5 separate regions of the Mus musculus genome follow, and all the other regions are linked to region 1. Evidence: chromatin loops called from intact Hi-C (ENCODE). Cell type or tissue: heart. All regions are shown on one strand.

Evidence for each region. Hi-C counts contacts between places; a loop is a spot of excess contacts. Peaks named below come from ENCODE experiments on the same cell type or tissue, not always from the same donor. Only the 100,000 strongest peaks of a DNase experiment are listed, where the experiment ranks them.
Region 2: a loop joins it to region 1, with 2.7 times the contacts of the local background. A loop is called at or near these places in 6 of 42 quality-filtered maps.
Region 3: a loop joins it to region 1, with 4 times the contacts of the local background. A loop is called at or near these places in 12 of 42 quality-filtered maps.
Region 4: a loop joins it to region 1, with 2.6 times the contacts of the local background. A loop is called at or near these places in 6 of 42 quality-filtered maps.
Region 5: it touches region 1 in a loop (6-fold over the local background); 11 of 42 quality-filtered maps call a loop at or near these places.

The regions. Positions count from the first base shown.
Region 1 is chr1:194,973,869-194,978,868 of GRCm38, reverse strand. It overlaps Gm16897 (predicted gene, 16897), which reads left to right and starts at 1,910. Exons shown (of 5, transcript NR_033564.1): 1 at 1,910-2,765; 2 at 3,851-4,015. In heart, CTCF peaks have their summits at 2,311 and 2,511; DNase peaks (open chromatin) are centred at 1,168, 1,878, 2,208, 2,588 and 2 weaker places; H3K4me3 peaks cover 1,743 bases; H3K27ac peaks cover 1,582 bases.
Region 2 is chr1:195,090,395-195,095,394 of GRCm38, reverse strand. It overlaps Cd46 (CD46 antigen, complement regulatory protein), which reads left to right and starts at 3,147. Exons shown (of 11, transcript NM_010778.4): 1 at 3,147-3,296. The coding sequence starts at 3,170. In heart, no CTCF peak of the experiment used is centred here; a DNase peak (open chromatin) is centred at 3,014; H3K4me3 peaks cover 1,111 bases; H3K27ac peaks cover 1,521 bases.
Region 3 is chr1:195,128,946-195,133,945 of GRCm38, reverse strand. Cr1l (complement component (3b/4b) receptor 1-like) reads left to right here and starts at 2,376. Exons shown (of 10, transcript NM_013499.2): 1 at 2,376-2,758; 2 at 3,937-4,116; 3 at 4,700-4,799. The coding sequence starts at 2,641. Gm32313 (a long non-coding RNA gene) reads right to left here and starts at 2,502. Exons shown (of 3, transcript XR_865921.3): 1 at 988-2,502. In heart, a CTCF peak has its summit at 2,903; a DNase peak (open chromatin) is centred at 2,845; H3K4me3 peaks cover 2,375 bases; H3K27ac peaks cover 1,730 bases.
Region 4 is chr1:195,104,392-195,109,391 of GRCm38, reverse strand. Cr1l (complement component (3b/4b) receptor 1-like) reads left to right here. Exons shown (of 10, transcript NM_013499.2): 9 at 2,470-2,574. Among named protein-coding and RNA genes, the nearest start is that of Cd46, 15 kb to the right of the region's middle. In heart, no CTCF peak of the experiment used is centred here; no DNase peak of the experiment used is centred here.
Region 5 is chr1:195,038,240-195,043,239 of GRCm38, reverse strand. It overlaps Cd46 (CD46 antigen, complement regulatory protein), which reads left to right. Exons shown (of 11, transcript NM_010778.4): 11 at 1,227-2,002. The coding sequence ends at 1,248. Among named protein-coding and RNA genes, the nearest start is that of Mir29c, 3.2 kb to the right of the region's middle. In heart, a CTCF peak has its summit at 2,618 (motif pointing left); no DNase peak of the experiment used is centred here.

The sequences.
Region 1 (5,000 bases):
AATAATGCAGAATCTTAATCCATAAAGTCGTCCTCCGCCCGTGCATACAAACCTCTTCAAGGTCAAGGCTCACTGCTACCTCTGTGGCTTCCAAGATTCCAGAACCTCACCTAATTTAGGGGTGCAAAATAATTGCTCAATGAATGAACCCTGGCTTTAATTATGAGGCAAGTTGCTACTTCTCACAAACCTGAACCCAGAGGCCCTCTGCCATCTCACTTTCCCCTTTCCACCTGTCTACCATCCTGAAAACAACCTCTCAAGGAGCTGATCAATTCCTGACCCTCTCCATGTTCCTGTCATTGCTGCATCATATCTCTGCCCACGCCTGGCTAGCCCTGCCCTGTGATGACGTCCATGCCCTCCCCTCCCCCATCCTACCCCCCCCCCCCCCCCCCGTGTATTCAACTCCCACACAGCTGCCAACTGTAGAGCTTTAGGGAAGCAAGAGGACACAGGAAAGGGGGATATTATAAAAAATGGACAATGAAGGGCATAAAGGGGGGACGCTGGAGTCTTTGATCCCTAGGGACACCATCCTCCCAATGGGTAAGGTTGGCAGCACTTGAAAGAGCAGGAGGAGGAGGAGCCAGATTTTTCCACTGAAAGGAAAGCATGATTTTCACCACTGCTTCTGTTGCCCTGGTAACCAGGGACAGCCCAGTGGAGAGTACAGTAAAAGAACACCATGTTTATCTTTGCTGTCTGATCCACTTCCCTGTACACCCTTCCCTGGCTACCTCTTGTCCCCTAGGCCTGCTTCAAATGCCTTGTAATGCCAGCATCACTGTTCTAGTCTGCTGCTCAAAACCTCAAGGTCAGAACTAATCCTTATTATCAAGCACAATGTATGGATATGTTCCACATCTTGGAGTCATTCCACCATATCCACCTGCCATGCCGGGGAGAATGGCATCCACTTAACCAAACAACTCACTAGGCAGGATGAAATGGAGAAGACTGCCCAGTCAGCACCTTTCTTACTACTAGACTCCTGGGGTACACTGAGAACCTGCTTGGTCAAACCCTCCTGTTCCAGGATCAGAAGGAGCCTGTCTGGGGATGAGCTGGGAGAATAGCTCTATCCAAAAACTTCCACAGATCCTTTCTCCTACATGGAGATGGGCACCCTATCAGTGTGACCTCAGAACAGAGACAGAGCTATCACCATGGGAGATTATATAAGTGTTGCATAACATGGTGGCACCATTAGCACCAATGCAGTTATCCAATGCCACTGACAGGCCAGGAGTGGAAACCAGCCCAAGGGGCTGGCATACAATCCTCTTGCCACCAGTGCCAAAGAAACCCAGGCTCTTACTGCCTCAGCCCTGTCTATACCTGCTCCTTCCACCCCAGAAGACAGAAAGACTTCCCTGGCTCTTGCATTCTTCTTCCCCTTTTGGGTGGCAGATGGAGGCCACAACACCAACACCACCTGGCTAACAGCAGACTCTATACGACCTGGCAGGAGGGCATCCAGGAGTCTGGGAAAGGGAGGGGTAAGGTCTAGAGACCCCTCTATCCTGACACAACAAATGATGCAGCAGCAACAGGTTTGGCTGTGACAGCTGTCCTCTGCTCTGCCATTTGCTGTCTCTAAAAAACAAATTACGCTAAAAGGGGGAGGGGAGCAGGGCGGGGGAAGTGGACCATATTTGGCAAATGCTAACTAGGAAAGGGTCCAGAGTAAATTCACCCTGTTTCCCCATAGCCCCATTTTTCCTAAAGGAAAGCTAACCCACCACCTAGGAACTTTAACTGTAGCACGTAGAGCTGTCAACAACTCCGACCTATGCTGCTCCATCTCTGCTGCTGCCTAGGTTGCCAGAGCAGCTACCCCGAGGGCTTGCTCCTCCCCCAACTTGGCGGCGCAGGCGTTTGTGGCTAGTGGCTACGCAGGCGGGTCAGGGGCCCTGATGGCCAGTTCAGAGCTCCATTCAAGTCTCCCATCACCACTACCACACCCACGTTATTAATGGGAGGGTGTGGGACCGCAGAGAACCTGCCCGGTGGCATCCCCTCTGGCTGCACCTGCGTGTCCCAAGCTACGCCTTTCCTCACGCACCTCCGATCCTCTGAAGAGCTAGAAGGAGCAAGCTTCTACGTCTCGAATGCACTGCGCCGGTCCTTGCCCCTCAACCACCTGTCTCTGCTTCCCTTCCACGAAGCTTCTCCAAGTCGCCGCACCCCTGTTGCAGTACCACGCTCGCCGCCTACTGGGAAGCCGAGTCACGGGGCACCGTTCAGGTTCTTGCGCCCCGGTCTGCGGCCCCTCAGGCCTGCGCCGCCCAGGCCGCGATCCGCGCCCGCCCGCCTGTGAGGCAGCAGTGGAGGGGTAGGCGCGGCCGGATCCGGCAAGGAGAGGTCATGCGCGGCCGACCGGGCTTATCCCGTGCCGCAGCTCCTACCTGAGGCCGCCGGCTTCCGACGCTGCACAGCAATCGCGGCCCCAATGCGCGGCGACCCGCGGAGGCGCAACACTGCGGACTCCGCTTCGAGAGCTCCGCCCGCTCTTCCCACGCTCCGCGTCCGCGCCGCGCCACCCTGCGGCCAAGTTCGGCGTTGAGACTTCTGGGAACGCGGTCGCCGCCGCCCTTCTGTCTGAACTGCGGCAGAGGACCTAGCCAACTTCAGTTTCACCGCAAACAGGCCCGCCTTAGCCTGAGTGCTTCTTCAGAGCTGTCCAGATCCTCACTGGTCCTGGTTCCTCTGCCCTGTTCTTCCAAAGTTTCTCTCTCGCCACGCCTCTTATAAAGTAAAGGGTAAGAGATGTGGGTCGAGCTCAGGGAACCAAGGGCCTGTGTGGTGAGATTCCCAGATTATGCTTCTGTCAACCTGTAAGTTCTTGCTCAGGAGATGTTTTCTTGAGAGTTCTCTGACTTAGACCCTTTAGATAATTGGAGAAGAGCTGTCAACCCTCTCTCTTTCCAGAAAAATGCACACCCACACAGAAGCAGAGATTTGTATTCGGGGCATTTTGAAACTTCTCAGATTACCATAACCACCAACTTCAGACCTCTGTAGGTGTCCATGTCAGGCAAACCAGTTGGCAGTTTCTGAATCTGCCACCTTGCTGTCCTTTTGGGACATCTTCAACAGTCTCCGGGCCTATGTTTCTGACTAAAAACAAAACCAACCAACCAACCAACCAACCAACCAACCAACCAAACCTTTTTGTAATCCCAATGATGGGGAGTGGAGCGGGCTGGTTGCTGGCCAGTTTAGCAGAAACCTGAACTCAAGATTTAGTGAAAGATTCTGTCTTGAAAAATAAGATGGAAAGGACTAGAGGAAGATAAAGGGTCTCCACCCCCTCTTTAAAGGCTAACACATGAGCCTCTTGCTCCTTTATGATTTTCCAGCATCGCATTCATTCTGCTATTTAACCACTGTTAGATATACATGCACCTGTTGCTATTTCTGCAGTTGATTGTAAAGTCTTTTAAGATCAGTGTTTTGGAGCCGGGTGTCGAACGCCTTTAATCCCAGCACTCGGGAGGCAGAGGCTGGTGGATTTCCGAGTTCGAGGCCAGCCTGGTCTACAGAGTGAGTTCCAGGACAGCCAGGGCTATACAGAGAAACCCTGTCTCAAAAAACCAAACCAACCAAACAAACAAACAAAAATCAGTGTTTTCCTTCTGCAACTAAGGTAATTTACATGGTTACTTTATTTTTCCACAGTTTTAAATATTCCAAGTGAAGGAGTTCAGGGGAATAAAAAGCCCAGGGAGATACCCAGAGGAAACTATACTCTGGTTGCTCCAACACCAATATATATTCTCCCGTGGCTGGAAAACAAAGTCCTCAAGGTGGTGAAGTTAATCTCATTTCCTTCTCTTCTGGACAGAAGCAGCCTCGATTCATTGTTTGTTAGAGGGAGCTAGGATACGAGTTCATGCAGAATGCATCTGTAAAGCATCAAATGTTCTACCACTAGTGTCCATGAGTCCAATAAGGAGCGCCATCCCCTACCCATCATTGCACTTGATAGAAGAAACCACAATGCCATCAGGTATTTTTCACTTCCTACAAGTTGATCATCATGTTCTATGATTTTCCCTGGGAGATATATACAAACCAACCTATGACAGCCAACAAAACAGTTCTACTCAAGTTTAGCTCAGTGAACCAGTGAATGTATTGGGGTGCCTTCTAGGAACATGGATGACTGAAGGTAGCTGCATCACCTGAAAAGCCCACTCTCACCATGAGTGACAACTCATCAAATCTGCAACTGTGGAACTTCCTGCCCTATTTACAGACATCTTCTCTCCCCAGCTATTGTTATTACTGCTTATATAACCTTAGGGAGGGACCTGTAGCTTGTAAATTTCAGGAGCTTCTTGAGACTTTGAACCCTTGTAAATTTAGTTTGCTTCCTGAATCTTAAGAAGATTGCCTCCAGGAGAACATGTTTCAGTAAGGAAGCAACTCTACAGTACATCATATCTATACTCTTCTTTTAAAATCAAATCTCAGAGGTCCTCTTCCTCTCTATTCTCCTCATCAGGACCATTATTTCTTTTCTGAATTTCCATATTTGTCTCCAGCCCACCTACACTTCCTGCTTTCAGCCTCACCAGGCTCAGACCCAAACCCACATCTGCTGTGGCTTGTATGTGTGTCCTCTTAAAAATTATTTTCAAATCTAGAGGGCCAATGTAACAGTATTTGGAGTTAAAACCTTTGGGATGTAGTTAGGCCATAAAAGTGAAGCTCCTGTGAATGGAATCGATGTCTTTAAAGAAGGGGCATTTGCAGGGTACAAGCTGCACACAAATGCAATCTCAGTACTTTAGAGTCACAGCAGGAACATCATGAGTTTCTGAACAACCTAGGTTACATATCTAAAAATAAATAAATAAATAAAAGAATGCACCTGGGAACTTCCTCATTCTTACTGCATTCTGCCACTTGAAAAAAAGCACCAAGAAGACAAGATAAACAACTGTAAAAATAGAGGTTGACCTTCACCAGAGGCAAACTTCCCAGCCACC
Region 2 (5,000 bases), 120 kb before region 1:
AAACAAGTGTTCCTGTATATTATATGTATATAGTAATATTTTGAGCTATGCTCATGATCTCAATAAATGTCAGAATCTTTCTGGATATTGAACAAAAGGTATGCACATCATTTTTGCTTGTTTCTGTGTTTTAATAGCTTCTTTAAAGGTGTGTTATATAATAATTGGTTTGACACTGCCCTGGTTAGTTTTATGTCAGTTTGACATAAGATAGAGTCCCTGGAGATGAGGGAGCCTCAATTGAGAAAATACCTCAATAAGATTGGGTTGTAAGCATGCCTTTAGGGCATTTTCATAATTAGATATTGATGTGGGTGTTGGGGGTCAGCTATTCTTTTGGGGCCACCTCCAGGCAGATAATGCTGGGTTCTATAGGAAAGCAGGCTGAGCAAGCCATGAGGAACAAGCCAATAAGCAGTGTTCCTCCATGGCCTCTGCATCAGCTGCTGTTTCCAGGTTCCTGCACTGCTTGAGTTTTGGTCCTGACTTCCTTTGATAGTGATGTAGAAGTGTAAGCCAAATAAACCCTTCCCTCCCCAACTTGCTTCTTGATCATAGTATTCTGCCCTGGCAATAGAAACCCTAAGACAGACACCATAAGGATGAGCTAGCTATCAACTTGATTTTAGATTATGAAAGTTAGGGGAAGAAAAAGTCCTATGCAAAGTCCACTAACCACCACCACCACCACACACACAAAAAATGGAACTTTAGCACAAAAAGATATTAGAGGATTCTTGAAAGTTTGTAATATAGTATATTTACCCTTTACATGTCTCTTGCATAAGCATGAGGACTTGCATTCAGATTCCTAGAACCCACATAAAAAGTCCAAAAATGACTGAAAGCCAAGAGATGGAAAAGCAGAGACAGGAAGATTCCTGGGGTTTGCTGGCTCAATAAACTTTATGTTCAGTCTGCCTGAACCTAAAGTAATAATAAATAAATAAGTTGGAGAGTGTGGTAGTTTAAATTAAAATGGCCCCCATAAACGCATAGGAAGTGGCACTATTAGGAGGTATGGCCTTGTTGGAGTAGTTGTGGCTTTATTAAAAGAAGTGAGTCACAAGGGTGGGCTTTGAGGTCTTAGTTTAAGCCAGGCTTAGTGACTCACAGTCTCTTTTGCCTGAGGATCCAGATGCAGAACTGTTAGCTCCTTTTCCCTGCATATCATATGCTTCCCATCATGATGATAATGGACTAAATGTCTGAACTGTAAGCCAACTCCAGTTAAGTATTTTCCTTTATAAGAGTTGTCATGGTCATGATATCTCTTAACAGCAATAAAACCCTAACTAAGACAGAGATTGACCAAGGAAGACAACATGTGTTAACCCCTGGCCTCTACAACCACATGCACACTCATGCATGCACACTTACGTGCATGCACAGGTGCACACACCCAAATGGACATGTACATTCACAACATACTATGAGTACAAAAACACAAAGACAGATGTAAAACCAAAAATGGATAAAGTAAGTGTCCTTGTGAAAACCGTCCTTGTTTCTGTACTTGGTTTTGTTTTTTGTTTTGTTTTGTTTACCTGAATTCCTGGAGATGAAGTTAGATCCTGATCCACTATGCAGAAAGGTTGGCTGGCCTGTAGCTGTTATCCCAGTCTTAATTAAGGTTTTATTACTGTGAGGAAATACCATGACCAACACAACTCTTATAAAGAAAAAGAGTTGGAGCTGTCTTACCTTTTCAGAGGTTTAGTTCATTATCATCATGGCAGGAAGCATGGTGGCATGCAGGCAGACATGGTGCTGTGGAAGGAGCTGGGAGTTCTACATCTGAATCCACAGGCAACAGGCAGAGAACTGGTTTGAGCTTCTGAGACCTTAAGGCCCATCCACTAGTGACACACTTCCTCCAACAAAGTCACACCTACTCCAACAAAGCCATATCTCCTAATAGTCCCACTCCCTATGGACCAAATATCAAACACATAAGTCTATAGGGGCCATTCCTATTCAAACCACTGCACCCACCCTCTGAAAACAATGTAAACATAATTCCCGAGACACACAAAAAGCCCTAACCCTGATTTCTCTACCACTTAAATGCCCTTTCATCCCACTGTCTTACCACCCTTCAAAAAGCATACAGGAGATTGAGTCCTATTTTGGTCCACACCCCCGCACTCCCCCTTGCTTCTCTTTGACAGTTTAACAAGATATTTCCCATGAACTGGAAAAAACACCAAATTTGAATCCTCTCCTTCATCCAAAGGTTTGACATTTGTCAGGATCCTGGGATGTTCACAGTCAACACTGTCACTGAAAGCATTCCTAACCAGGGCTAAAACATAATAGCTCAACTTCAGGGGTGTGCTTGCAATGCTTGCCACAGAGAAGTGTTCTGTGCAATAATTTACAGCAACCATGTGGAGGGTGGGGGTGTGACTTTAGAAGCTGAGAATCCAATGGGAAAACCTTTGAGAGTTGAGGATTGTGAGATGAGGCTGTAAGAGAATTCAAATGAGGAAAATATAAGTACTTGTCCTAATCAGCTGTGACTAATGCCAAATACAAGTCTGAGGCAGCCTCCTGATAGTGCTTTAGGTCTATTTTATAGGTTCCCGCACTTTTATTCTTCAAGTTCAAGTTCAGAGCAATGATCACAGGGCCAACAAGTCTTTCCAGCCTTCTGGAATAAAGCGGTCTCTTTGTATATGTAAGCCAAGGTACGCCCCAGCTGGTAAGCACACCTTAGAACAGCTATAGAGCCGCTGAAGAGGGAATACTGAGCTGCATCTTTAAGAAAACAGCCCTGAGAGGAGCACAACCCTGACATGCAACTGAGGACAAGGCTTGTGCCATCCAAGCTGAGGAGTGCAGCAAAGCTGCAGAGGACTTGGGAGTAACGCAGCTAGGTAAGGAAGGAGCACAGCAAAGTGGGACAATGGAAAATAGTTGAGAAGCCCAAAATTCCTGGCGGGAGCGCAACCTCATGGCCCAGCCGCTTGAACTGAGGCCCCACCTTACTGCCAGCCGATTGGCCTAGCTAGCGCTACCAGTCACCAGCCTGCCAGGAGCGGCCTGGCCACGCCCACCTGTTGTGTCGCTCAGCACACTTTAGTTTCAGGATTGTTGCGTCTGTTCACCTATCTTAAAACTTGCTCTCTGGCTTCCTGGCGCCCAGTTTCCCTTTCAGTCTGGTAACATGACGGCGGCGCCTCTTATGCCAGACTCAACGCACCCCTGTCGCAGAAGGAAGAGCTACACTTTCTTCTGGTGCTCCTTGGGCGTCTATGCTGAGGCCCTTCTGTTTCTGCTGTCTCATTTATCTGGTACGATCCAGGAGAGAGGCTGTGTCGCAGGGAAGCTGGGAGGAGTTCAGGAGTTCCTGGTAGAGCCCTCTTAGGGTTGTGTAAATGTGTGAGTTTTGCTGTGACTATGGAGATCATTCAGTCCTCACCCCGAAAGTGCAGATTTCCTTAGTAGGCAGTAGTTAAGGGGTGGGCAGCCTGAGTGGAGGGAGGGGTAGATGTTCACTTAGAGCCCCACTGTGTCAGTAGCAGATTGCACGGCTTATGCTGTGGGCAAGCAACTCTGGGTTTAGAAGGGAGGGAAAGTCACACTTGGCCTCCCCCTTTAAGTCAAATTTCCTTGTTGCCCGAGGCAGTATGTATGGGCTTGGTTTATAAGTGGCTATTTTGCTGGGCATGGTGGCGCATGCCTTTAATTTAGGCAGAGGCAGGTGAATTTCTGAGTTCGAGGTCAGCCTGGTCTACAAAGTGAGTTCTAGGACAGCCAGGGCTATACAAAGAAACCCTGTCTCGAAAAAAAAAAAAAAGTGGCTATTTTGTTTGGCTTTTCAATTTCATTAGATTCCCCCCCCCCCCACACACACACATATACAGTGTGTTTAATCATATTCCTTACACTCCTACTCCCTGCTTGGAATTAGTGTCCATTCCTAGCCAAAGCAGACAGTGTCTGATTCTATTACCAAATGGCTCTGAGATCTTATCTTCCTTTACAGATAAAGTCATAGTAGAAAAAGGACAATCTAGACATCACTCCTGAGACAAGAAGTATAAGTAGCACTCTGGTTTTCACCTTAGCTCATGAACTAAAACTCAAGCTTTATCCCACCACATTTGGATGGTGTTTCATTACATGGAATAAATACTATACATGGTTAGTTACTTTATAAAATTTACACAAAGAACAATACTTCTGTTTTCTTCTGTTTTGCAACACTCTGTGTTTGTGACATATATACATAATCTTGTTCATATAGTCTGTATTTCTATATTTTTTCTTATCAGTATCCATCCAGCAACTTTTGCCTTCTATGTTCCAGACTCTGTGCTGGTCCGGAGGATGGAGATGTTGGGAGACAGTGACAAGCCTGTCTTGGTTTTGTGAGCCTCTTCCACTGATTGTTCACACACATATATGTATAGGAATGTAAGCAGGCACTTTATTGTGCTGATAGATCCCTAGTGGCAATACATAGTATATGATCTATAAATATTTGCTAATAATAACCAAAGCTTAACATGAAGGAATAGAACCATGCTCTGGAGTAAAGGAACATGCTTCTCTGACTGGATTTTAAAATGACTGAGGGACAGGACAAACAACAATCCCAACTCTGACACTTTAAACCACTGGTTTTTTTTTGTTTGTTTGTTTTGTTTTTTTTTTTTTACTGTTTTTCTTATATATAGAACCTTCTCCTGATATTACATATTTGACTATTTTCTCTTCAAACTTAGTTGGAATGTCACCCCCCCCCCCCAGGGAGACCTCTTCTGACTACCCTTAGTAGACATAACCCAACTTAACCCATCTCTCAACTTGCATCACACCTATAAAACTGGCTTTTCTGTTCTCTACCTCTCTGAATAGGAAGGCAAGAGATCTTTTCTTTTTTTCACACTAGTGACTCCAAATGGTTTTTTTTTTGTTTGTTTGTTTGTTTTGTCTTAGTGTTGTTGCTCTTACAAAACTCAAGTACCAGAATGTTAAATATATTTGGCCAA
Region 3 (5,000 bases), 160 kb before region 1:
AAACATCATGACCAATAAGTAAGTTCAGGATGAAAGGGTTTATTCAGCTTACACTTTCCACATTGCTGTTAATCACTAAAGGTTGTCAGGACTGGAACTCAAGCAGGTCAGGAAGCAGGAGCTGATGCAGAGGCCATGGAGGGATGTTACTTACTGGCTTGCTTCCCCTGGCTTGCTCAGCCTGCTCTCTTATAGAACCCAAGACTATGAGTCCAGAGATGGTCCCACCCTCAAGGGGCCTTCCCCCTTGATCACTAATTGAGAAAATGCCTCACAGCTGGATCTCATGGAGGCACTTCCCCAACTGAAGCTCCTTTCTCTGTGATAACTCCAGCCTGTGTCAAGTTGACACACAAAACCAGTCAGTACAGTCCCTTACAGTAAGACCAGTTGTCACTAATTCTTCGTTTTTCACTAGCCACACTCAGCGTTAGAGCAATGGAGGCAAAATAATAGAGAATTGAAATTTTTGTTGTTCTGTCCAATAAGTACTGTAAGTGAAGGTGTATATAAAATGGTGACTGTAAGGATGGAGCACAAACTTAATCTAGCAAGAGACCAGTTGTGGCAGGTCTATGGGTTTGCAGACACTGTGAAATGGAGATTTTGAGAATCAGGACACTGGGAGTGAACCAGAAGGGTAGGACTTGTGGTTAAGAGGGATAGTTAAGCTCATGGAGAGGACACAGTTATAATGACAGTTCTAGGATATTCTCATGAGCCTTGGTGGCATAGTAGAGTGGAGGACAAGATCATAGGCAAAGATAATTTAAGGAACGGTGAAGCCAAGCATGTGGAAAAAAGTTTCTGTAATCTTTGAAGCCAATGAGGAGTGAGAGAAGAGGAGCATTGTTGGAAGTAAATATCAGCCAGGAGCTAAACCCATCAAGGACTCAGGGAAGAAAGTGGATGCTAAAATGTAACCTCCAAACAATGTGGGGATAGCAGTGTATTCTGATAGCATATGGTGCAAGAAAGTATACTTACCTGCAATATAACTTCTTCCATACTTTTTCGAGAATAACTTAAATTCTAAATCCAAAGTGCTAGCAGGACTGGTTCCATATGAAAGCTTCGGGGAAGAATCTGCTTATTTGTTCCACATTTTAGAGGCTGCTATCATTTGCTCTCTGGAGGCAGCAACTTTGATCTCTGCCCTCATTGTTCTTCCTCTCTGATTTAGGACTATGTTCCTGTAAGGTTCCTTAGGGTTATTAAGCCCACTTTGGCAGACAGGATTACCTCCCCACTTAAATGTTCTTGATTTAATTTAATTAGCCATTTCTTTTCCTGCCGTATAAAGTACCTATCACAGGTTCTGAAAACAGAATGTGGACATGTTTGTTCGCATGTCCTATTTCTCTCTTGGAATATTTGAGTTCTTAATTCTATTCCCCAAACTTGGCTCTTTATATTTGTTATTTCTAGAAGCACTACCACCAATCTCTGAGTAGGGCTCTCTCTCTCTCTCTCTCTCTCTCTCTCTCTCATTAGTATTAAGAAAGGAATTAAAATTCAGTGCAAATCCTGTTTATTCCATTTCTGAAAACTTATTAATTGTTCATCTGCCATCAAATCTCACTTGGATGATGGCAAGGCCTGGCTTCGCTCCCTGATTCATTACTGCACTATCCTGGTCTAGGCTGAATAGCACTGACATGGTTGTGAACAAAAACTTCCGGAAAGAAACTGCGTCTGACTGTGAAAGGAAATTCCTGAAAGTTAACTGTTTCTGCAAAGACTATTGGCTGATTAGAATTTCAGTACTCTGGAGAGATTGCAATTTTGCTGGTCCAGAGACCAATAATTACCTTATCTTGGGCTAAGTCAGAACTAACATCATGATACAATAGATACAAAACAAACAAACAAACAAACAAACAAAACCACAAACAACCTTTTAGAATCTACTGACTTATCAGGCAACTAGCTTCTACCAATACAAAAGCCGAGTGCCATTAGAGTCATCCTGAGCCTATAGAAAAGCTTCCACTACCTGCTTCTTGTATGTACCCAACAATATATTTTAAACTTGCCTTAATTTGTGACTTTCTCTGCTCTGTAAAACCACAAAAACTTTATGAAACTGCTTCCATGAAATTTGGGGTGACCATATCATTGTTCCAGGGTCATGATCACTCAAAATGGCTTCAGAATAAACTCCTAATCCTTTTAAGATGAGAGCTATGGTTTTTACCTTTCATTTTTTGTTTCCAGCGGCACGTTACATCCGAATTCATCATAAGGAAATAGGTTCTTACTGTATACTAGACAGGGTATGCAACTGTCAGCTCACTGTTGCAGATTAGGGTTAGGCTCCACCCTTGCAGATTTTTAAAAGGAGTAAGGCCGGGCTATATGCAAACCGAGTTCCCATAATGCCTTGTTTTCTTTGGAGTCGAAGGTTCCTGCAAGTGGAAAACTTCCTGGAGCTGACCTACTAGGTATTGAACCAGTTTCTGCATTGCTGAATCAATCTCCCAAGGGTAATTCCACAGAAATCCCAGGGGCTTGGAGTAAACAAGACCGCGCCTAGCCCAGCTAGAGGAAGTTTTATTCCGGAACCCAGCGCCATTTCTGGGTGGGACTGCTTTCTACACCATTTGCCGTAAAACGTTGTTTGAGAACGGTGTGAGGGGAATGGAGGTCTCTTCTCGGAGTTCAGAGCCTCTGGATCCGGTGTGGCTCCTTGTAGCCTTCGGCCGGGGAGGAGTCAAGCTAGAAGTTTTGCTGCTGTTCTTGCTGCCATTTACTTTGGGTGAGCTGCGGGGAGGCCTGGGGAAGCACGGACACACGGTTCACCGGGAACCCGCGGTAAATAGGCTCTGCGCAGACTCCAACGCTGGTCTGGGCTGCCTGTGAGTGCTCAGCGCCCCTTTCCCATGGGTGAGCGTGGGGCGCCCTCTACCCAGATCTTGGGTCGTACGCAGCCGGCAGGAACGCGTGGTCTCCCAGCTGCTTGTCTTTATTAGCTGTACGCTGTGCTTTTCTGTGCTGAATGTAGTGAGAGAAACGGTGTGGGGAGCAGGGGGTTGCAGGAATATTGAGAGATGCAATTTCTAATCCTAGAATTTGGTTATGAGGAAAGTTAATATTTTTGTGTTTCCTTATCTGTGAAATGGAGATATTGATGTCTTTCGTGGTATTGGTATTTAATAGGTGCCATCAAATATCTAACCCAATTTCAGCTCCTTAATTTATTTCTATCTTGAGACATTCCCTATGCACTTTCTCCGAAGGCCTAGACAAACAGGCCCAGGGATACAGTTTTCACACAGTGAGACTGTGTACTTTATCTCCCACCCCAAATCCTCATTAACTCCCTTGAGCTTCCACTTTAAGGAAGGTCCTTCCACTCCCACTCCAAGGTAAGATTTGAAAAGCTAGCAAGCCTCAAGGTGCAATGAAATATTTGCAAGTAGAAAAGACTGTAGAATTTACATATTAAATTTTACTGATGGTTAAGAACAAAATAGAGTGCCCATTTTACCCACCATGAAAGTTCTAATTTCCCTTTCCTTTCTCCTTAATCAGAACTTTCTAAGAGAAAGACTTCCTTGAAGTCTTTTGCATTGTTTGTTTTTTATTGTATTTCCAAAGTTAAATGAAAATGATTTTTTTCCAACATATAGTTATTGGTTACATATTATTTGACTCTCTCTGCCACATAATTAATGCTGCTAAGACTTAAAAGAAAATAACTGAGTCTAGAAGTTAAATCAAAATATGTATTGGAAAGTACATTAACAAAATGAAATGCAGTTTCATTTTTTAAATTATATTATTTTTTCCCCGTTGACCATAGTACTGATCCATTCCTGAGTGCCAGAGAGGAGGATCATGCATGGTCCATTGTAGCTAGCTGGAGAACTGAGAGTATGAGGGATGATGCAAGTTCTTTTATCCAATGTAATGTTGCTGTGTCTCATTCAACAGGTCACTGCCCAGCCCCATCACAGCTTCCTTCTGCCAAACCTATAAATCTAACTGATGAATCCATGTTTCCCATTGGAACATATTTGTTGTATGAATGTCTCCCAGGATATATCAAGAGGCAGTTCTCTATCACCTGCAAACAAGACTCAACCTGGACGAGTGCTGAAGATAAGTGTATACGTGAGTAACTGCAGAAGAGGCTCCTTTGTGCCAAATAGTAGAGTCGGCCTCAGTTTGTCTGGATTTTAGATTATGACTCATTATTAGTAATCTTATCTAAGGTATATAGTACATGTGGATCATCATTCTTGTCAGTCAAGTCTTTTTAACTGTGATTCTGTCTTCTCAATTGTTAATAAATTTAATAAGAATGATTGTCACAGGGCATGCTTAAGAGAAAATATCATCAGAATATTTCACTTAGGGTGTCTAACTTTGCACAAGTGTCATTAAGTAATGATTCTGAAACAAAGTGTATTTAATAACTAAGAGATGAAAAATGTTCAGACTTTAAGGCCAATAAATTAGAATACTTAGAAGAATGCTTCATGTTTTAGGGAGCCACTGTGTGAAAATAAGAAAAAACTTGGATGAGAGTTCTTTTGGAAGCTAGTGTCTGATGAATTTCCCCAAAGTGGCAAAAACTTTGAAGTATTACAAATATATATATTCTACAGTAAGTTATAATCAGGTTAGAAATTCATAAACTACAGAAAGTTCAGTTTACTGTACTTGGTTCCAAAATTCTGTTTCTTTTTCATAGGAAAACAATGTAAAACTCCTTCAGATCCTGAGAATGGCTTGGTACATGTACACACAGGCATTCAGTTTGGATCCCGTATTAATTATACTTGTAATCAAGGGTGAGTTGGCAACAACATCTCTTCATTCAAGAGTTCTGGAATAGCAGTACTACTTTCTAGTCAAATCTCAGGAAAGACATCTAATCTATTACTTCCTTATTTGGTTTTTGTTTGTGTTGTGTTTTGTTGTGTTTGTGCTACAGATTGAACTTAAGACTTTAAATATGCTAGACATATTTAAACAATATAATTGTTCTACAG
Region 4 (5,000 bases), 130 kb before region 1:
TTTGGTTAATCTTGTATCAAGCCACATTGTATCAGCTGTAGATGTTCCCTGGTAGAATTGTGGGGGTTGCTTATGTATAGTGTCATATCATCTGTAAATAGTGATACTTAGACTTCTTCTCCTTCCAAGTTGTATCCCCTTGATCTCTTTTAGTTGTATAATTGCTCTAGCTAGGACTTAAAGTACTATATTGAAGAGATAGGAAAAGAGTGGACAGCCTTGTCTTGTCCCTGATTTCAGTGAAATTGCTTTAAGTTCCTCTCCATTTAATTTGATGTTGGCTTTTGGTTTGTGGTATATTGCCTTTATTGTGTTTGGGTATGTGCCTTGTATCCCTGATTTCTCCAAGACTTTTAATGTGAGGGGTGTTGAATTTTGTCAAAGACTTTTCCAGCATCTAATGAGATAATCATGTGGGTTTCTTTTCCTTTCAGTTTGTTTATATGGTAGATTACATTGTTGGATTTTCGTATGGTGACCTATCCCTGCATCTCTGGGATGAGGCCTATTTGATCACAGTGGATGATCTTTTCAATATGTTTTTATATTCAGTTTACAAGTATTTTGTTGAGTATTATTGCATCTATGTTCATAGGGGAAATTGGTCTGTAATTCTCTTTTTTTGGTGAATCTTTGTGTCTTTTGGGTATCAAGGGTGACTGTGGTCTCATAAAATGAATTTAGCAAAGTTCTTTCTATTTTCTGTTTTGTAGAATAATTTGAGAAGGATTGGTGTTAACTTTTCTTTGAAAGTCTGATAGAATTATACATTAAGACCACCTGGCTCTGGGCTTTTGCGGGGGATAGGGGGAGGTTCAATGACTGCTATTTCTTTAGGGGTTACAGATCCATTTAATCTTGATCTTGATCTAATCTTAGTGAGGGGTATCTATTGAAAACATTATCCATTTCTTTTAGATTTTCCAGTTTTGTGGAATAAGAGTTTCCTCTTATTTCTCACCAATTTTTTTCATGCAGTACTTAGTGCTCTGAACTTTCCTCTTATTTCCACTTTCATTGTATCCCATAACTTTGGGTATGCTGTACATTCATTTTCATTGAATTCGAGGAAGTCTTTAGTTTCTTTCTTTATTTCATTTTGACCCATCAGTCATTCGGTAGAGACTTGTTCAGTTTCCATGAGTTTGTGGGCTTTCTATTGTTTCTGTTGTTGACATGGTAGTCTAATAGGATGCAGGGGGTTATTTCAATTTTCGTGTATCTGTTGACGTCCATTTTCTTGGAAAATCTTTTTCTAACCCTTTACTCAGAAGTAATGTTTATCTTTGATGCTGTATTTGTCGTATGTAGGAAAAGATTGGATCCTGTTTCACATCCATTCTGTTAGTATCTTTTTATTGGGAGAATGGAGTTCATTGATATTGAGAGACATCAATGACCAATGATTGTTAATTCACCATTCTTAACCCTAATACCAACTCACAGATAATCCAGCATGGAAGTATTTGTTATTTATGTTATATAAAGTACTTGCTAAGTAACTCCAGAAATCATGGTATAACATTCCTGGTGAAAGCATGGGGCTTATAGTCAGACCTGAGTTCCTTGTCGGTCACCAGCTATGAATCCTTGGACAAAACACTGGCCATCAAGCGTCATCTTCCTTGCCTATTGTATAATAGCCCCCATCTTACTGAACACAGTCCTATACTTATAATGAATGCCAGAAAATGTTTTTTTCATTAGTTACTGATCTTAAAAGTAATCAACTATTTTCTTTTTCTGTAAGTTATTACATGTAGTCATCCCTCATAACCTGAAGGCTCTTGGCTCTAGAAGTCTCACTGATAGCAAAAACCTTTGGATGGTCAAGAAACCTTACATATAAAGAGGGTAGTACTTTTATAGAACCTCCTACATGTCTTATTTATCTGTAGATTAGTTGTGATAATATAATATAATATAATGAAAATTCTGTGTAAATATTTTAAACTATATAGTTATACTCTGTGGTTTAGGGAAATGGCAAGAGAAAAGCCTTTATATATTCATCAGAGTTACAGCTTTTTTTGGTGGTTTTGACTTGTAGCTTGGTGAATGTGTAGATGTGGAGCCTGAAGGTAGAGAGGGAGGGAGGTTTCTTTATAACACCTGCTGCTACTGTGCTAATAGTGAGGATTACTTTGATACAAAGTAGAACTAGTGATCACAGAGCACAATGATGCTATATCAGGTTGTAATGTAAAGCTGTTAGTATGTGAAGTTGTTAAAATTTGTGGTAAATCTATTTACTAACCAAAAGTACTTCAGAAATAGTGAGATAAGTTGTTGTGAGGCTTGGGTACATGTATATAAACAAGCTAGAGTCTTGATACAATGGGTTTAGTGTTTTCTAGTCTGAGTTTTTAACTTAGTAAAATTATAACTTAATATCAAAATAAAAGTTATTAATTACTTTTAAAACTGTAAGATGATTCATACAGTTTTCCTTTCCTCACTACCAATTAGCAATACCACAGATGAAAAGTATAAAGAAGTGGGTATTCATTTAAATTATAAAGAAGACAGCTGTGTCCGCCTTCAGTCTCTGCTCACAAGTCAGGAGAACAGCAGGTACATATGCACATCCTGAATTGAAAATGTTTGCATCAACTCAGATTTAAAAATGGACAGTAGAGATGGCTAAGAGGTTAAGAGCACCGACTGCTCTTCCAGAGGTCCTGAGTTCAGTTCCTAGCAACCATATGGCTCATAGCCATCTATAATGAGATCTGGTGCCCTTTTCTGGCCTGCAGATATACATGCAGGCAAAATGCTGTATACACAATAAATAAATCTTAAATAACATAACAAAACAAAACAACAAAATCCCACCCCAAAACAGATTAAAAAACAGAAACAATTCAAACAGAAGACTGCACACAGAAGTTGGAAAGTACTTCTCGAGCTGGAAACTTTAGTTTGCTTCCTGGGTTATTGCCATTTTTATGATTTTTGTTTGATAACTGTTAATACTGTGCTAAGGTATACATGAGCCTTTGGGGGACAGTAGGTTTTGCTTTTTCCTGTGAAAGCCAAGTACCTGCTCTCTAAGGGTACACACACATACTGATGAGGGATCTCTTAAGGGTCCTCGGTGACTCTCTCTACCTCTTTCCCAATTTCTGTACTCACTTGGCTTCCTATGACTCTGACTCTGTCTCTCTGTCTGCCTGTCTCTGTCTCTCTTGTTTCTCTCTTTCTCCATTTTTCAAAGCAGGGTTTTGCTGTGTAGCACTGGCTATCCTGCAACTTACTATGGAGACCAGGCTGACCTTAGGCTCAGAGATCCACCTGTTTCTGCTTCCCAAGTGCTGGGATTAATGGCATGCTTCACTGCCACCTAACTTCACTCTTTTTCTGTCTTTCTTTTACTGCAGCTATATCCATCCCTAACTCATCAATCACCTCTTCTGTGCATCCTCACCACAAACCCTTATATGGCAACTATTGGCCAAAGGTTTGGGGTTGAAAGAGAACTAATCCTACACTGAATGAATTATGATTATTTAACTGAATATTGTGAATCACTGAATTATAAACCAAGTAACAGTTCCAAAGATCCAACTCCAATCTTGTTGCATGAGCCATTTTATTTGCACATCTTCACTCAGTCATTCTCTCTCGGGCAGCAAGGGATTAGTGAAACAGGCCCAGAAGCATCATGGCCCACCAAGTCCTAGATACTTACAAATTTGCCCTGTTTTTTGGCAGTTTTGACTAGCAAATAAGATTACTCCAATTTTGATAGTTTCACATAACAATAGCTTTGTACTGTAATCTGACACAGCATTATTGTACTCTTTGATCACAAGTAATGTTGACAAATTCTACTTTATATCAAAGAACTATGAGTGACAACAAAAACTGGGTAGTTCCCTTAAGCCCTGAATTTCTATCCTTTCCTTGCTTTATTCAGTAGGTGTCCTGAAGATTGCTCAGTTATATTGCTTTGCTCAGGCACCTCACTTCAGCCCTTGGGCCTCTCACAAATTCACAGCTCTATATTTCTGTATCACACAGAGATGTTCATTTGCTCACTGGCTTCCTAGGAATCCTAACATACCCTGTCCCTAGCGTCTTGGGGCGTCTCAGAAATAATAGCGCAGCCAGTACAGATCTGTCATTTTCAGTTATATAAGGAGTTTGAGGTCAGCCTGGGTTATCTGAGATCCTATGTGAACAAACACACCCCCAACAATACATTTCTAAGGTTATTTCACAAACACTAGAAATAATCACAGCTCATGCTCTGAAAAGGAGTGTGCAGCTCTCCTAATAAGTGGAGGGAAGAGCATCACATTGTTTAATAAACTTCTTCTATGTCCCTCTCCTTTCTGATAATAATATGCGTCACTTGAAACTTGGCATTTTCTGCCAATACACAGTTCAACAATGGACAGTTGAAAAGGGCCTCAGTAGAAAAATAGTAGGTACAGGAAAGGCATTTTATAGTCAATAGAGATATAAATACAGGCAACTCAATTTTTTTCTAACATAAAACCTGCAGTTTGTTGTATTAAATCTTTAATCTCAATTGGGAGTTTCTACCCCACCTTTGATCATCCAGTTCCCAGATAAAAGACACACAACATTTATGTTTATAATAAGCCTTTAAAGCACTAGAGCTGGGCAGATATCTACCCTTTAAGCTATTATTTTCTACTTCCCTATCCATAACCCTGAGTTCTAATTTGCCATATTCCACTTGGGCAGCTCTTAACTCCAACTGGCTATGTTTTCATGTTTCACCTATTCCATGTCATCTTTTCCTCTCTCCATCTTCTCTTCCCTCTTGTGGGCCCCTTCAACCCCACCCCCCCAAACCCGTGTCCCCTATCCCCTACCTTTTTTTCTGCCTAGCTATATAGGCTGTAGGCATCTTTATTCAACCAATAGTTTTAAATATAGGAGCAAACTTACATATCATCACTGTGTATACATGCAGATTATCTCATCTCTGGGGGCATCCAGGCCTTGGGGACCACAATACATAGCAA
Region 5 (5,000 bases), 64 kb before region 1:
AACAAAAACAAAAACAAGAAGAAGAAGAATGTATGCACAGATACTATACTCAGTTCAAAGTCAAGATGTCTTAAAAATACTTGATTTGTCATAAAGTTGATTTCCAACATAAGAGATTTACTATATAGCTTTTCTCCAGTATTAAAATTATATAAACCTGTTTTTCTTACAAAATGTTGTTCTTTGAGTTTTTACATTGTTTTGAATAGAGTAGCTGAGAGGTAAACACTGAACAGCACTGCCAAATGTGCTTAGCTGCTGGGTGGCATGTGATTTTAGAGTTAATGTTACATACTTGAGTGAGTGAGAATCCTGAAATTTCAGTTGATAAGCCTGGAACTCACCTTTACTCAGTAACTCCTTAGGTCTCTCTCCTGTCTCCCCTAATACCTGCTCCTTCCCCCTTGTAAGTGGCACTCCTGTTGTCAGCTGCACTGAAGGAGCTCTGGAGGCAGGTCATACTCAGGTAGAACAGAGCTTGACCTCCACCAGGCCCCAGCCCACTCAGGCTCTGAGGAACTACTGCTGAGAGAAGAAACCGTCATTCCTGATGAATTGCCTTTTCTGAGGTGTATTTTCACTTTTATGTTTAGTAGCATAGAGGGGCCAAGGAGACATCCCCTTGAGAAGATTGTGAGTCCGAACTGAAACTGAGCGAGGGTGAACCCTGCTTTGAGTATAAACACCTACAGTCACTCTGAGTGAAACTCCAAGCCTTTTACCCTCCAAGTGGATACTTCAGGAAGATAACTCTTGGACAGAAAAACAAACAAAACAAAAAAACCACCTAGGAATTTGATTAAGAAAAATTGAAATCTGTACTCATTTTCACATTCTTAAAAAAAGAAAAAGGTAGCAGTTGTACCTATACACGGTGCTATACTTAAAAATCATAGCATTTAAAAAAGAGGCCAAAGATAAGTTAAGACAAAGAACTACTAATTGTTTAAAGACAAGAAATGGCTTTACTGTTTTAAAACTTAATTTAAAATATTTTCAATCAAATATTTTATTTTGAAAATAAATTTACCTTTATAGCTTGATCTGCTTCAAATTTAACCTTCAAATTACTATTTATATTTGACACATGTCTGTATAAATATACATTTTATTTTTATCAAATACTTTGTCAGTTATATAAATATGAGGAAAAGTGCTTTTTAAAAAATTGTCCACATGGCAGAGAAAAAGGCATATTTGAACTTGAAATGTTCTTTTAACTACAGAAATGTATCTGCAGCAAGATGAAAATCTCATGTGTGGAAGTCATTACTGTTCCATTTTTGAAAACTGGATCTTCAAGTCTGGCAAACGCAAAATTATATATTTGCAGGAGCTTCATTTGTGGTAATGTGTGTGTTTCTAGTGTAAATCAAATCTGTGTTTATAAATACAATCTGTATCTAACCTCTCTACTATAACCTCACATTTCAGCCCCTGCAGCTCACCAAGGGTTCTCAGTATCCAACCATGAGTGCCTGTGTACTAAGCAGAATGTTCTGCCTGTGACATGGTATTTGCAGGAAGAAGGTCACATTTCCAAGCAGACACCAAACCCTGTCCAGTTGGAGCTCTTATCCCCATGCCTCACACTTTCACTGCACATAATGGCTGTGAATTAACCACATCTGTGCCTTCCACACTCAGTCTGTCACCTGAAATGCTTAATATTCTCTCTAAATCCATGTACCTCTAACGCCAATGCATGTCCTACCAGTCCTGTGAAGCTCTAACTCCTCAGGTTCTTTATCTTTATTGGTTAGCCTTAAGTTAGCCACATTTAAGAGTCTGTATACATGTGCCTAATAGGAGATGTAATTTTCATATCACTTGAACGTATTCATAGGTCTCAAAAAACAAAGTAAAACCTGTGTAACTAATAGGACATGATGATTTTTATGTGAAAATAAAAATGTGACAGTCAACTCTCCATATAAAGAGGATAACAGCTTAAAGAAAATCAGAGTTTAATTCTACCTATTAAAAACCAAATTTTCAAAGACTTGAACTTAAAGTTGTTCATGGGTTGGGGATGAAGCTCAGCAGAAAGCTTGCTCAGCATGTACAAGACCCTGAATTCATTCCTTAGCACTGGGAAGAAAACAGTCATTAACAGATTATTAACTGTTTGCTTAAAAGTATTGATGTCTGTCAAAATAAGCAATGATAAATTGTAGTTTTAAAATATGATATAGTAATGTTTATGAACAATATAAACACAGAATGAAAATTGCATTGACTAAGCATTTTTAGAAAATTAACATGAGACTCTAGCATATTTTTAATTGGCATAAAATATACAGAAAGGACTTTTACAGTAACCAACAGTAAATTGTCTGAATTATGCTAGAAAGACTCAGGGGCAAAAAGAACCTGAATATTCATCCTAATTTTAAGGTTTAAGGGAAATAAGCAATTCTACCAGAGAGCTAACATTTTAACCAAGACTGGATTTTTCATAGTTTAATAATTTGCCTATTTAAGAACAGAATTGAATGAATCCAATACACAACTATTCTTCCTTATGCATCAGTATGCTTAGGCTCTCTAGGCTCATCCTGAGATTACCCTAAAATGAGCTGTCAGCCTTTGAGATCATAGCACTGCTGCCCTCCTGTGGACTGTTTAAGTATCTGACAGTCTTCTGCCTCTTCACTGTGACATTGTCATTAATTTTATTTTAGATCAGGTAGAACAGTAGCTCTCTTCTGCTTTTGTGAAGGTAGTAATTAATTTTTTTGTTCCTCACTTCTTAAATATGGGGGATATATAATACTTGGTGGAACAAGTGAATGCATAATTTCCCTTCTTGCTTGTTTACATACAGCAGGTGAACATATTGCCACACAGACAATGCTGAAAAACTATCCACCTTGATTCCCGACATGACTGGACAAAACCCAGTAAAACCTGAGTACAGGTATTAAGACCAATGTGAGGAATAGCTCTGAAAACTGTTGTACATTGCAATGCTGAACCACTATAAACAGGAACTCTAGTGTTTGGAGTTCATTGGGAATTTAGGGCGTATCTAATGCTTAGTTGAACATATTAAGTATGGTGCTTGGAAAAAATTAATCTGATTACCTACCTCCACCTGCAATGCCTACTCAAAAAAAAATTAAATCTGTACTCGAGGTGAGCTTCAACCATGAAGAATTCCTTCTGTAGGCTCCCATAGCAATCAATATACTTCTCAAACTGATGTGCAGGTTAACCACATTGTGATTTTGTTAAAATGTGATGACTGATTAGAGAAGACATTGTGGCCACATCGGCAAAATGAGATCCTGCTGGCCTTTGAAGCTTGAGGGAAAGAGCAAGGCAAAGAACACAGCCTGTTTACAGAAAGAAGCAAGACAACTACTTTTCCTTCATATTTCTGAAGCGTTTGTGTCTGATAGTACCTTGATTCTAATCCAGTGAAAATGTTATATTTCTGCTATTCAGACCTGTTAAGAATGTTGTGTGTGTTAAGATATCACATTTGTACTAATTTGTTACAGTACTGACTTGAAATTTATGCACTAACATATTAACTGGCAGCACATAACTATGACCAAAATAGTATGGTCTTTTCAGAAATAGAGAAGTGGCTCTCAGCCTTGGCTCTACAATAGACTCATCTGAGCCCCATTCTAAAGCCAGCTAAAATAGTATTTGCTTGCAGGAATGGGACCTGAACCTGAGGATCACTCTTTTGGTGACCAAAGCCACAGTAATGTGGTACTGAGGTAGAATGTGCCCCAGATCAAACACAGATTTATCTCCGGCTTCCCTTAAAAGTATGTTAATATCAATGTGCTATCTATTCCTGAGACTATATGCCAGCTTCCAAACAGAAGGCCTAGACCAACTTCTTAAAGATGCTAGGGACTAAACTTAATTCATTTGATCTACTAAACTGGTTGCAGATCTTTCTTCCCCCAGTTAACAAAAATACACTGTATTCACTTCTAAAAAGTCTGGTAAGGCTTAATTTTAAAAAACTAATGCTTTAACAAAAGTCTTTATACCTGGGTTGACAGCATGGTTTTATAAATCTGATTCAGGAGGGTGCTGTTAAAAAAAAACCTACATTACTAGCCAATTATGAAAAATTATCCCAGAGTGACAATTTTATGTAAAGGGCTATAAGCATCCAGATAAAAAATAACTGAGAGGTGTTCTGGTTTCAATTTGCTTCTCAGGACATCAGGATATGGCAAAGTTTAAGTATTCAATGAGAATATTATGATTTTTCTAAATGGAAATAAATTTTAAATCATTGTTTTTGTGCTTTGATATTAAATTCAACTTTCTAGCACTTAACTCATTAAAGAGCCAGAATCATGGCCTGGGGGAGTTTCAATCAAATTTTCAGTACAAATTAATTGGGAGCTTTGGACAGAGTAGCTATGTTTTTTTTTTTTTTAAAGACTTAATGTGTAGTTAATACCACAGACCCAATCTGTCATACTTAGAGGAGCTGCAGTCTCCTACTTTAGTGGGGTAAATTAAAAAATACAGCTGAGGGACTTAGCTATTCCTACCAGCACATCCTTAGATGTGACTTAGAACATGGATTCTTCAATCAAAGGCTTGAAATAGCTTTGCAGCTGCAGGATGCATCATAGTCGCTGGGAAGTCTTTCCAGCAAATTCTCCAACAGCCTCCCACTTCCAGCAAAATGGGCAAGGCAGCCATCTGGGGTAAGGCAACTGGGATGAAGGCTTAGAAGAAGCTTCCTGAGCAGCTGATTTGCCATTAGTTATTAAAACCTACTGGCTTGAAATAATTGTACTGCAGGTAGTTCATAGTTAGCTATGCAACTCCTATGGAAGGGGCCACCTGCTTTCTTCCTGAAAGTTCCCCAATCATGAACCCTGCCCCTCCACCACCCCCAATGCTGGCAAATCTCTGAACAGTTTTATAGAACTTTTTCACCGCCTACTGAAGGGTTGAAATAAACTATCAGTGGAAAGTAGAACTCCCTCTGCTACAAATACAACTGAAATTAG